Linked DNA regions of Homo sapiens: region 1 is linked to region 2. Evidence: chromatin contacts called from ENCODE Hi-C or POLR2A ChIA-PET data. All regions are on one chromosome and are shown on one strand. The core of a region is the stretch at or near the end of the contact, and the rest is flanking DNA. Distances in the headings are between cores, read along the strand shown.

The links. Hi-C counts contacts between places; a loop is a spot of excess contacts on that map. ChIA-PET counts read pairs that join two places held with the same protein, here RNA polymerase II (POLR2A). Pooled maps may share reads with other maps.
Region 1: a pooled map shows a loop between it and region 2 (2.8-fold over the local background). The contact joins two enhancer-like sites. A Hi-C loop is called at or near these places in 1 of 37 single-sample maps with no recorded cell type and 2 of 50 pooled maps. POLR2A ChIA-PET finds 5 or more read pairs at or near these places in 2 of 52 experiments (Caco-2 and PC-9).

Annotation. Positions count from the first base shown.
Region 1 is chr5:140,009,133-140,016,154 of GRCh38, forward strand. The region is part of intron 1 of NRG2 (neuregulin 2); the gene reads right to left. Among named protein-coding and RNA genes, the nearest start is that of NRG2, 31 kb to the right of the region's middle. RefSeq lists an enhancer at 2,644-2,713. Within about 2 kb of position 2,424, at least 6 of the 41 ENCODE cell types and tissues checked have a DNase peak (open chromatin) inside an H3K27ac peak, as active enhancers do.
Region 2 is chr5:139,844,298-139,850,898 of GRCh38, forward strand. NRG2 (neuregulin 2) reads right to left here. Exons shown (of 10, transcript NM_004883.3): 10 at 2,484-4,400. The coding sequence ends at 3,620. PSD2 (pleckstrin and Sec7 domain containing 2) reads left to right here. Exons shown (of 15, transcript NM_032289.4): 15 at 1-169. Among named protein-coding and RNA genes, the nearest start is that of PSD2, 52 kb to the left of the region's middle. RefSeq lists silencers at 3,632-3,821, 3,952-4,371, 4,422-4,481. Within about 2 kb of position 3,949, at least 20 of the 41 ENCODE cell types and tissues checked have a DNase peak (open chromatin) inside an H3K27ac peak, as active enhancers do.

The sequences.
Region 1 (7,022 bases), core at 1,174-3,673, 160 kb after region 2:
AAGTAGAAGCTCAGCATACTGTGAAGATTCATTGCTTTTCAAAGCCCCACAGAAGAAATCAGCAGCATCTCAGATTGTGGCTGCCTCTGCTGCTGCTGCAGAGCTGGACACATGGAATCTCTCACTGTCTTGCCTCCAGTTGAAAGAGGCCTCAGAGTCAGTGTCCTAAATCTAAGAACCAGATCTCTTCTTACCCAGAGCTAAGCAGACAGCTTTTCAAGAGTGGGCCTTTATACTCTATGTTACCCATAATATTCTAAATGGGATTCTACATACAGGAGGCACTTTAAAAAATGCTTTGACAATTATGAATAAAGCTTCTATAAACATCCTTCTGCAGGTTTTTATGTAAACATAAGTTTCCAACTCCTTTGGGAAAATACCAAAGAATGAAATTGCTCGATCTTACGGTAAGAGTAGTTTAATTTTGTAAGAAACTGCCAAACGCTCTTCCAAAGTGGCTGTACCATTTTGCATTCCCACCAACAATGAATGAGAGGATGTCCCACATCCTTGCCAGCTTTTGGTGTTGTCAGTGTTTATTCATACCTGCCAAAATTTGGAAGTAACCAAGATGTCCTTCAGTAGGTAAATGAATAAATAAACTGTGGTACATCCAGATAATGGAATATTATTCAGCACTAAAAATAAATGAGCTATCAACCCATGAAAAGACGTAGAGGAAACTTAAATGCATATTACTAAATGAAGGACGCCAATCGGAAAAGCTTACATATTACATCATTCCAACTATATGACATTCTGGAAAAGGCCAAACTATGAAAACTATAAAAAGATCAGTGGTTGCCAGGGGCTGAGGGGAGAGAGGAGTGAATGGGTGGAGCATAGAGGATTTTTAGAGCAGTCAAAAATTTCTGTATGAGGCCGGGCACAGTGGCTCACACCTGTAATCCCAACACTCTGAGAGGCCAAGGTGGGTGGATCATTTGAGGTGAGCAGTTCAAGACCAGTCTGGCCAACGTGGTGAAACCCTGTCTCTACTAAAAATACAAAAATTAGATGGGCATGGTGGCAGGTGCCTGTAATCCCAGCTACTTGGGAAACTGAGACATGAGAATTGCTTGAACCCAGGAGGTGGAGGTTGCAGTGAGCTGAGATTGTACCACTGCACTCCAGCCTGAGTGACACAGCGAGACTGTCTCAAAAAAAAAATAAATAAAATTCTGTATGATAGTATAATGAATACATGTTCTCATACACTTGTCCAAACCCATAGAATGTACAACACTGAGAGTGAAGCCTAATGTATAGACTTTGGGTGATAATGGCGTGTCAATGTAGGCTTATCAATTGTAACAACAGTAATTGTAACTTATCAATTGTAGGCTTATCAATTTTAACAACAACAATTGATAATTGGGACACTGTACATGTGGGGGGCAGGGAGTATATGGGATATCTCTGTGCTTCATCTCAATTTTGCTGTGAACCTAAAATTTCTGTTAGAAAAATAAAGTCTTAAAAAAAAAAACAGGACAGAAAATATGCTTTGAACTAAATACTTCTTTATTGTCCGTGAATAGAACTAGGAATGTGTACCTTAAGGTCACAGGTGAAGGTGACATATGCCAGGACTGAGTCCCCCTCCCATCCACAAGGGACAGTGTCTTCCTCATGCTGTATTGGGTACTTTAGTTATAGCCAGAACCCTCAGTGATCCAGGTGAAGAACTTGGAAAGCATCGGACACATCCGTGCTCCCCCACAGGCTCTCTAAGACTTGTTAACAGTTGTTTAAACATTCTTTGAATCTGGCCCCCCTTCATAAGGCCTACTGCCTTGCCTTGGTGCAGGCCCTGGTCATCTCTCCACTGGCAGTTTTTAGATTCCAGCTATAGAGGGTTCTCCTGGCTCCCTCCCACTACTGTTTGTCCTGCATACAGCTGTCAGAGACCAAAAACTAAACAGGTCGCTTTCTTATATAAGCCTTCAGGTGATCTTATCTTGTTACAAAGAGTAAAGACTAAACTTCTCAGCATAGCCTACAAGACTTTTAACAATCTGGCCACAGCCTATCTTATATCTTGCAATAGCATCTTTTGCCACTTTGGACACATAGTACATTTGGTGCCCTCAGGTTACTTCCTATGTTATAGCCTCTTCCTTAAAACTCTGTGTCAACTTTCTCTAAGTGGTTCCTCATCCCTGCCTGATAACTCCTTAATCTTCCTTCGGGATTATGGTAGGCAGCCTCTGAGATGGACTCCAGTGATCTTATCGCCTAGTACTCCTGCCCCTGTGCAATACTTTCCCTGAGTGTGGGCTGGACCTACTGACTCACTTAGAATAAATAGAATATGACAAAAGTGATGGGAGGTCAGTTCTGTGGTTGGGTTACTACAAATAGACTGTGACCTCCCTCCTCCCACCCTTTCTCTCTCTCTCTCCCTCACCTGCTCTGAGAGAAGTCAGCTGCCATATCATGAACTGCCCTACAGTGAGATCCATGTGGCAGGGAACTGATGCCTCTGGCCAACAGCCATCGAGGACCTGAAGCCTGCCAATGGCCACATGAATGAGTCTGAAAGACCACTGTTGAGCCTGAGATGACTGCATCCCTGGCTGACACCTTATTTGTAGCCTTGTGAAAGTCCCTAGACTGGAGGACTCACATCTGGATTTCTGACTGATAGAAACTATGAGAAAATAAATGTTTGTTGTTTTAACCCACTACATTTTGGGGTAATTTGTTGTGCAGCCACAAATAACTAATAAGAGGACCCAACTCAAAAATCATTAATCTATTAAACATTTCTTAATACTTTCTTCTCCCCTAGTCCATCTATACCTCTCCCATTGCACATGGGATGAATTCATACTACTTAATACAGCCCCCAAGGCCCTACATGATGATCCAATTCAGCTCACCTTCCCAAACTTCTCTTGCACCACTGCCCATGGCACCTGGGGCAATGAATCTCCTTTCAGTTACTTCAGTGTGCCCCAGTCTCATCTTTATCCCTTTGCACATACCGTTCCCCCTTTCTAAAGTACTTTTCCCTGTCTTTTTACCTCATTAACTTTGACTTGTTCTTCAAAATCCCAACTCAAATCTCTTTCCTCCAGAAAGATTCTTCAATCCCAAGGCGGGGTTTAGGTATCCTTCACTTGTGCTCCCCCTTACCTTGTACTTTTCCAATCACAGCAATTATGCCATCATGCCAAATGCTTCTGACTTGCTTATCTTCTGGGCTGGATTGTAAGCTCTTTGAGGGCAGGGCACACATCTGTCATTCACTATATACACAAAGTAATCCTGTCTTAACTTTCAGAAATTTCATTGTACTCATAAGTGGTCATTCCAATACCCTGGCTTCTCAGTTCCTTGAACTCTTCTTCTCTAGTCGTCTTGTGCTCCACCTCATTCTACCCACTGACTCTCATGCTCATTCATACTTGAGAGTCATCTCTACCCATCACCTTGTTATTACCAAGAAATGCAACCCTTCCATGATATCAAATGCATGCATCCTACTCTCCACCTACCAACTCCTACCTTCCAGCTTACACCCTCTACTGTTTGGACTCCAGCAATTCTTCTATCTTAACAGGATTTAAATTCATTGATACTACCACCTTTTTACTGATTCTCACAGTGAATATGATGTTCTTTCTTCCCTTCTCTTTCTTTCTTCCATTCATTCATGATCAATTTTTATAATAATTCTATTTCTTCATTTGGCAAAACCACAATTCTAGTCAAATCCAACCCAGTACCTGTGCCCATGCAATTGAATGTAGCTGGAGAAATGCACACAATCACCTAGACTGGTCTCACTTTAAATTCATATCCATGAGCCAAAGATGAGCCCTTAATGTGCCTGACAATCATACTGTACCTCCCTAGTTTATTCTATTCACCCACCTACTCTTCTAGATGACTACTTCACACCCTCTTTCTCCTCAAACTTCGAACATCTCCTCCCTCATACTCTCAGCTGTTGACCTTGTTTCCTACTTTACTGAGAAAATTGAAACGATCAGAAGAGAATTTCCACTGACTCCCACCACAACATATATGCATCTGTCGGCATCCATATACATAACTCTGCCTCTCTCCTGTTACTGTAGATGAATTATCCATGATCCCAGAGCCAATCCCTCTACTTGTGTGCCAGATCCCACTCTTCTACTCTAAGAAAGCATTTAGACAATCTCCTCTCACCTTCCCACACCATTAATTGCCTCCTCTCAACTGGCTCATTCCTACCAGCATATAAGCATGCGTTACTTCTATATTAAAAAATAATAACAGAGTTTCAGTTCAGAAAGACAAAAAAGTTCTGGAGATGAATGGTGGTGATGGTTGCATAACAATGTGAATGCACTTAATGCCACTGAACTGCACACTTAAAATGGTTAAAATGGTAAACTTTATATTATGTGTATTTTACCACAGTAAAAAATAATGAAATTAAAACCCCTCCAGATTCAATTTCCCCTAACAGCTACCACCCTACTCCTTTGTTCACCTTTGTAGCAAACTTGCAATAAATTCCTTCTCTTCTCTTCCATTCTCTGGTAAATCTACTTACATGAAGCTTTAACCCCCACTACTGCACTGAAACTGTTCTTGTCAAAATCCCCAATGGCATCCACATTGCCAAACCCATTGATAATGAGGTTAGTACTCATCTAACTTGACCCCTCAGCAGCACTGGAACCAGTCAACCTCTCCCTTCTAATTGGTGAACATTCTTCACTCATCTTCCAGGTCACCACATTCTCTTGGTTTTCTTCCTACCTCACTAGTCACTTTTTCTCAGTCGTCTTTTCTGGCTTCTTCTCTTCTCTCTAACCCTTTAATATTGTAGTGTCTAGGGCTCGAGTCCTTGCTCTTCTTTTCTGCTCTACCTATGTTCATTCCTTTGGTGATCTCAACTACTTTCATAGCTTTTAATACCACCTATATGCTGTTGATTTCCATATTTATACCTCCAGCCCCTATCTTACTCTCCACTTAACACATCCACACTATCCAAAACCAAACCCCTTAATTGTCCCCAAAATTTGATCCACTCAGACTCTTCCCATCTCAATGGCGATATCATGTCTCCAGTCGCTCAGGTAAAAAAGCTTGGATTTTTTTTTCCTTTTTTTCTGAGACAGAGTCTCGCTCTGTTGCCCAGGCTACAGTGTAGTGGTGAAATCTCGGTTCACAGCAACTTCTGCCTCCTGGGTTCAAGCATTTCTCGTGCCTCAGTCTCTCAAGTAGCTATAACTACAGGCATGCACCACCATGCCCAGATAATTTTTGTATGTTTTGTAGAGATGGGGTTTTGCCATGTTGCCCAGGCTGGTCTCAAACTCCTGAGCTCAAGCAATTCGCCCGTCTCAGCCTCCCAAAGTGCCGGGATTACAGGCATGAGCCACAGTGCCCCGCCTGGATTCATTTTTTTACTCCTCCTTTTCTGTCTCACTCTATATTTTATCTATCAGGAAGTCTTTTGGGCCTTATCTGTTAAAAATATCTACAATCCAGCCTCTTCTCATCCCCTCTTTCACAACTACAATACACCAAGCCACCACCATGTCTCACCAGATTTCTTCAGTGGCTACCTAACTGGTTTCCCTGCTTTCACTCTTGCTCCTAAATGTCTATTCTCAACATAGCACACTTTGTGATCCCTTTCAAATAAGTAAAATTATATTACTCCTCTGCTCAAACCCTCCAGCAGATCCTTTTTACACTGAAATAAAAGGCCAAGTCTTCACAAAGGCCCACAAGGCCCTATTTGATCTGGCACCACTGCTGCTCTAAACTCCGCTCATTCTACTGTAGCCATATGGGCCTTTTTGCTGTTCCCCAAACATGCCAGGCATGCTTCCACCTTAGGGAGAACTCCCTCTGCCTGAAATTCCTTTCACCATGATATCTACCTGCCTAGCTCCCTTACCTCCTTCCAGTTCTCTGCTCTAATGTCACGTTGTAATTTAGGTCTACCATAACCACTCTATTTAAAATTGCAATCCACCCCTCTGCACTCCCATTACCTCCCTCCATTTTTTTTTCTTATAATATTTATAACTTTCTAAATATTATCTAATTTGCTTATTTATTATGTATATTATTGGTCGCTTACTACCAGAAAGTAAATTCCATGAGGGCAGAGATTTCTGTCTTCTCAATATTCCAAGCACCTGGAAGAAGTTTTAATATATAGGAGGAACTCAAATATTACTCAATGAATGGATAAGCCCAATGTAATGCCTAGCACATGATAGATGCCTACAAAATATCTTATATATGAATGAATGGAGAAATAAATGGTCTATTTATCACTAGACTGTGAGTGTCCCATGGGCAGGGATGTGACATATTCATCTTTGTGTCCCCAGTACCCAAGACATTAACGGAGATTCCATAAGTGTTGGTTAATTAAAAGAAAAAAACCTGAAAATGAATGAGGTAGGACTGGATCTGTGCGGTACCAGCATTCTAGGGTCCACGTCTAAGTATCCTGTTTCCTGCATGGCCACTCCCAGCCTGGAGCTTTCCATTTCTGGATCTTTCAGGATATAATTCTCAATTACTAGAAAGAAGTGGTCCAGTAAACACAATGGAGGAAGGGATGCCTCACTCAGGGAGGGCTTCCCTGCAGGCTTTAACCAAGGCTTCAGCATCTGACTGCACAGGTAGAGTTTCCAGGTGGGCACACGGTGATCTCAAAAGTAACAGATGCAAAACAGGCTCCCAGATGCTTTAGCTGTTACGTCAGGTTTCCAGGCCCCAAATTCTAGTAACCCAGAAACTGGAAAATCAAGTTACTTCAACAAACACATCCCTTGTGTTTTTCTTTCAAGGCGCCACATCTCAATAGGTATGGCTGGCATTGGCTCAGACACCTTTGTAGCCCATCATTCATTCTACACTGGGGAGGAAGGGAGTAAAATGGCTCCTTATGCCGAAGTTATGGGATAGGCTGGCTCCTACTTGCCACGTCCTCAAGTTAGGGAGGAAGCAACAGGCCTTCCTGACTCCAGAGCCCTGCTTTCAACTGG
Region 2 (6,601 bases), core at 2,699-5,198:
CTCCCATCAGTAAAAAAATGTTTAGTTCACTTCCTTAATTGTATAATTATTTATTTGTAAATTATATACATGTACTACTGTACTAAAATATTATGTACATTATAAAACATACACAAAAATAGAAATTTAAAAAAGATGAGATGAAAATAAATCTAAGTCAAAGTTCTAATAGTTCTTCCTGCATTCGAATGGATCCTCACCACCCACAACTGCTGCCTCCAACATGCCCATTTTCTAGGACTGTTCAAATTCAGGACTGGTGACATGCAATAAGTGGTTTGCGCCACCTGGTGGTCCTGGGAAGTGGCCTCGGGCTCAGGGACTTCTGGGGGTTGCCCCTTGAGGACGGTGTCTCTTGCGCCTTCATCCTCTCATTCAATGAGGGCCAACTGTGTGCTGCACGCTGGGCGGGGTGATGGGGATACGGTGGTGGGAGGAAGTTTGGCTGCCTGTCCTCGTGGGGCTCACAGTTTCGTGAGGAGAAGAACAGGCAGTTACCATTACCACTTGGGCCTCTGGGAGGGGCTGGAAAGAGAAGCCAAAAAATGACCTGGAAGAGAAAAGAAAGAACTGGGAAAGTGGGGATGAAGCCTCTGACTTGCGAAGCTGCCTGAATGTCGTCCTACGTGTTCCAGCGACGGGGCGGTGGTAGGGAAGTAGCTTGACAGGACTGCGACTCTTCCTGAAAGGCCACTGGGAAGGCTTCCCCAGGCAGAGGTTTGAGAGGCAGAGTGGAGAAGGGGCCTCTCTGGCCACATGTGTTCCCGGGTCCTAATCATACCTGTGAAATGAATGGGTGGATGACAGGTGAGGAAAGAACTCTGTTAGGTTCTGGCCTTGGACTCTCCGCACATATGGCAGGTACTGTAGGATTCAAAGCATATAATGAAGGTACCCGATGCTCATGCAAAGATCGGTGAGTTCACCAAGAGGTCATTCAGAATCAACCGAGGGCCACATAGAGATTGGTGGGTTCATTGGGTGGCTTCTGACTCTAAAATTTAGAAAGCAACAGCAACCTAGAGCCCCCAGAAAGGTCACACGAGGACAATAAGCTGGACCACACAAAGGTCAATGGGTTCCCCAAGAGTTCATATGGAGTTAATTTGGGATCCTACAGAAGCCACAAGTCACAGAGAAGAATAACTGGCTCTCAGAGAATTTTAAAGTCAACTACGAAACCAGAGACAGCAGAGGGGCCTGGATGAGATCAACAGAAGGGGGCCGGGAGGGGCCAGTGAGTTGCAGGTTTATGCAGGATTGAGTTCATTATTTTCCTTTTTAAAATTTTTTGTAGCAGATACTTTTTCCCAGCACCCCCACAATAAATACAATAACTTTAATTTGTTCTTTATTTTTTTCCATCGACTCCCTCTCATCTAGTTTTTGTCACTCTGGCTGTGTGATACAAGGATGCAAGGCACAGGATATTGTCATCACCACCATCAAATCAGCCATGTAATAGGCATCTATCACGTGCCAGCATCAGCACTGGGTACTTTATAATCTCCACAGCAACCTTTTGGAATAGGTATTTACATCACCCATTTCCCAGCAAGGAAACTGTGGCCTAGAGACGTCACACAGCTAGGCGGCACAGAGCTGGAATTTGAACTTACGCCCTGTTGATGCCAAAGCCCTCTCAACCCGCAGCCTCTCTGTCCCTCCCACCTATAGGTCTCTGACTACACACATCCTAGTGGGATTCACACACACACACACACACACACACACACGTGTAGCCGAGTGTGCATGCCAACCACCTCAGCTGTTTGGGTGGAAGACGTCCGTGTGTCTGGCTGGAACCGAATAGTTCCGGGTGCTGGGCACTGGTTTACTAAATTAGTTGATGAGGGGAAAGGCTTTTGAACCTGGGCCTCCATCTGCCTTCTCCATACTGAAATCATGTACTCTCTCTCAGGTCTGCGGGTTTAGACAGGTCCTGGCTCTGAGGGGGTATAAAGTTGGGGAAAGAGCAACACCCTGTGGGCTTATGAACTGCAGCAGCTGTGGTCCTGGCAGCTGAGGGTACCACTGTTATGCCACTTTGCATGTTCAGACTTTGCCTGTGACGTGCCTCAGGGTCCAAGGGTCATCCTGCCTTGGCTGTGCTATTACCAACCCCACAACCCATCCCTCCTCAACCACCTAGGCCGGCAACTGTTGCCTCAGTCCGGCCCATAGATCCAGGGCAGGAACTGGGCCAGAGTTCCAACGCTGAGTTTGAAGCAGAGCAATTTGTGTCAGTCCCTTGGCCAGGTTCCCCAGCAGCCAGTGGGGACACCTTGTAAATATTCTTGGAAGCGGGAGGAGGGCTGGAGTCTGTCCTGTGAGCTGGGGCCGGAGAGACCGGAGACAGGGTCACTTCCTTCCAGGGACTGCCCTGGCCCCCTCCAACCTCCAGGCCAGCATCATCCACATCCACCATGGGACTTCGTGCTCTGAGTTCCCTCCTCATCTGAGGCTAGGCACACACAGTCAAACAGGAGTTATTTCTGATTTTATTTATAATATAAAAATGTTCAAGTGTCAACAGTCAGGTGTTCAGACATTTCAGGACAGGATTCCCATCTGTTTCTGTTTGGGATTTTTTTTTTTTTTAAACAATTACCTTTTTGACAAATTAGCAGTGGACCCAGTTTTTGGGGGTGGGAGGGCAGGACTGGAGACGAGTGGATGTCATAGGTGGGTTGGGGGCTAGGAGGCAGCCTGTGAGAAGGAAATGGTGTTACTTTATTGCTAAAAGGGGAATACACTGTCGAGTGGCTCTTCTCGGTCCCAGCGTGACCATGCATCCAATCTAAAGAATCTGAAATGCAAAGGACATGCAGGTGTAAAATAGAAAAGACGACCTGTAAACGAAGGTGCTGCAGAGGACGGAGGGGCGTCCTGGAGGCTGTGGGGGACAGGAGCCGCCAACATTGGGCCCCTGGCAGAGCTGCCACCTCCCTGGGCTCAGGCTCTTGGGGAAACGTTTCTCTGCCCCCCCTCCTTTAACAGCTGTGAGTAGCCAGGGCTTCCCCATTCGGGTAGCTGTGTCTTTATCTCCCCCTGGAAGTTACCCCAGCTCCAGCTCCAAGCCTAGGGTCCTGGCCCTCTCCTCCCAGGGGTCGGGAACTTCAGCTCTTGCCTGGGAGCAAAGCTACTTCCGTCCTCAGTTCTTCCTTAGGGCCAACCCCCCACCGCCCCCCACCCTCGCCCCCAACAGAACCCGCACCTCTTCTCTCCCAGCTGTCACTCTCAGCACCCCACAACCCAGACCTGTCCCCCGGAGCCCCAGATGAGCATACAGCAAAAGGCACCACAAAATAGGTTTCTATTAAAGAGTCAAAAAATTGGCCCATCTCTCTTTTTTTTTTGTTGTTTCTTTTTTTTTTCCGAAGCTGTAAATCAGGATGTTACATATAAATAGTTTCCCTATAAAAACGCCTTTGCCGTTAGCTAGTATTATAAGACAATTTTTGCTAAAATGAAAATAAAACATTTTGTTATACTTTTTTCCTTTTATAGAAAATAAAAATATTTTTATTTCTTTTTTCCTCCTTTCTCTCCAGTAGGCGGTCTCTGGTCTCCTTAAAGATAGTGGGGCGGGCGGGGCGGAGGGGCGCGCGGCGGGGCCCTAGAGTGGCGCCGAGTCCTGCTTGGCCCGCGGGGGCGGCCCGCGGCTGTGTCTGCTGCTGGCCCGCGTGCTGTGGCTGTCCAGTGAGTAGTAAGTCCTGCTGTCGGCCGCCGGGCACAGTGGCGGCGAGTCCGAGCGCAGCGCGTCGTGCGCCCCACGCAGGCCCAGGAAAGGTGTGCTCTCGGCCGCCAGCGCCCCGTCCGCGTCGTCCGCGTCGTCGTCCGACGCCGAGGCTGAGCCGCCGCCCGAGCCGCTGCTCAGCGACAGCGAGTCCCTCGCCGCCCGTGCGCGCTGCGCCGCCAGCCCGTTGAGGCGCGAGCGGCGCCAGCGCCGGGGCCCCGCCGACGTCCTGCGGGACGCACCGCGCGCGCGCGGCCGCGGCGGCGGCGGGGGCGCGCACTCCTGCGTGGTCTCGTACTCGTCGTCCTCGGGGATGCGGAAGGGGCTGGCAGGCAGGCTGCCCAGGCTGCCGCCGAGCGCGCAGGTCCCGCGCCGCGGTCCGGGCCCCGCCGCGGGGTAATAGTAGCTGTCATAGCTGCGCTGCATGTCTGCGCCGGGCCCGGGCCCGGGCCCGGGTCCGGGTCCCGGGCCGGGGGGCGCCGGGTGCCGCAGTAACGGCTGCTGCTCGGCCAGGCGGTAACTGATGGGCGCCGCCGGCGGCAGCGACACGGCGTGCGCCGAGTTGGGGGACGTGATCTCGAAAGTTGGCACCTGCGTGGCCAGCGAGTAGTGGAAGTCCACGGGCGAGAGGCGCGCGGGCGTGGTCAGGGCCGACACGTACCTGCGGGGAGAGGCAGAGGCATGGGCCAGGGCCAGGCCGGGCCGGCGCGGGGGAGGGGGGGTTGGGGGTGGGGTAGGGTGGGAGGGGCGGACCCAGACTTGCCTTAACCTTGCCCGAGACCCCGCCTGCAAGAATGACGGCAGCAACCCTCAGTGGCCTTATGCAATTTCCTAAACCTCTCCGAGCCTCGGTTTCCTTATCTGTTACGCGGGCATAACCATGGTGTTGATTCCATAGCTCTGTTGGGATGATTCCAGATTGTATCAGTGGGATGTGTTAGCCCTGTGCCTGACCCTGGTAAGCTTTCATGAATGGTCACTTGCTGTGGGAATGCTCACCGTCAGGGGGTCAGGCTCACGCTGGGGTACATGTTCCATCTGGTTTAATACCGCAGCTCTGTAAGACCCTTCCGCCAGTCCCATTCTACACGCAGGAAAGTAACACTCAGAACGTTTAATTCTACACGCAGGAAAGTAACACTCAGAACGTTTAAGTGACTTATTCAGGATTTACACAGCCAAGAAGTGGCAGAGCTGGGATGTGACTTGAGGCTAGTCAGGAACCAGGACTCATACTGCCCAATTCCAGAAGCCATTAGTCTCCATTCAGATACCCCTGTGACCTGGCCTCACTGCCCCACAGGGACAATTCCTCCCATGCCCTGATGGCTTCAGTGAGGGAAATATTCCTCCTTACAGTGAAGTCAAAACCTGCTTCAGGGGAGTACCAAGATCCCATGAGGTGTCTCTGCTTGTGGCTACAGACCCATCCCCACACCACCAGCTCCTTCAGAAGTCTGGCCTTGCTAATATCTCCCAGGCTGGATCCCGGGTACCTGTCCCCTTTTGTGCTCCACATCCCCCTTGTAAGCCCATCAGTCTTCTGCCCCACCGTTGTCACCTCAGGACAGGGGCCACCCACCTCCACGCTTCCCTTCCAAACTGCACAGCTGGGCATCTCACTGCTCTCTGGAACCAGCCTGGAGTCCCCATTATCATTTTTTCTGAATCGCCTGACTCCTCCCTCTTCCCTTTCCCACCGGCACATCTGATTAACCACCAAGTCCTACCCATTCCCTTCTCCGGAAGCACACTCTCCACCCCATCCTGGGCCCGACTGTTCACATGTGGTCATCTGGGTCCACCCCAGGGTCTCTCCTCCTTCACTCTATGCAGTTCCCAGAGCAATCTTGTAAAGTCACAGCTCTGCTGAAGCCGGTCTTCCTGTTTACCCACCCAGGGTCAGTCTGTCTGGCCTCAGCTTGCCTGTTCAGGCCCAGCTCCTCTGCTCCCTACAGCCCACTCTGTTCCAGGCACCTCACTCATCAGCCCTGTTCTTAAGTGCCTCTGTTGGAACAGCTCAAGTTGTTCCCCGTGCCTAGAATGCTTTTCTTCCTGCTCTCCTGCCTCTCCCCTTCCTACCACCCATTAAGGAGTCTCATTGCTGTGGTTACGATTCATAAATAGCTACACCTAGTGAGCATCAGCTCCATGCCAGGGATGAGACAAAGAGCTCTGTGCACATGATCTCAGGTGGCCTTCACTTGAACCATGCATAGTAGCTTTTGTTCTCCCTGTTCTACAGCTGAGGGAACAAGGTACAGAGGTGATCAGTCTGCCCCAAATCACACAGGTGGTGGAGCTGGGCTTAGAAAATCTGGCTACTTCCCAGAGCCTACAGTCAGACTGGGTCTCTCTGCCCTGGTGTGGTGTCATGTTTAGCACCTTCCATAGGCTGCTGTAAGCTTCCTTGGTTTGTTTCTGTGGCTAGGAGCTCCTCAGGAGCAGGAACCTGGCAGGCCACTTCTGGATTCCCAGCCAGGCCTGCCCAGCACAGGGCCTGGCATGGAGTAGGCTGAGTTGAGAGCAAGGGAATATCTGCTCCTCTCCCTGCTCCCTGGTGTGGAGTTTTTAGTACCACTCATCTTTCCCTGCTCACCTCCTACAGACCCCACTTGCTGAGGGCCACTCAGGGCTGAGCAAGGTGGCAGGGGTGCTGGCCCTTGACTTCTGGCTTGGAGTCAGGGAAGAAAGGGCGTTTCCTGGTTCTTACTACATCCACTGCTTAGGAAGCCAACAAGGCCTTGAACCCTGGGGTCTTGTTGCTGCTACTGCCAAGGCCTGCCATCATTCTTGGCTCACGTCCATCTTGTGCTGGTCAGTGTCCTCAAAGGCAACCTCCCCTCCCACTCTGCAGTTTAC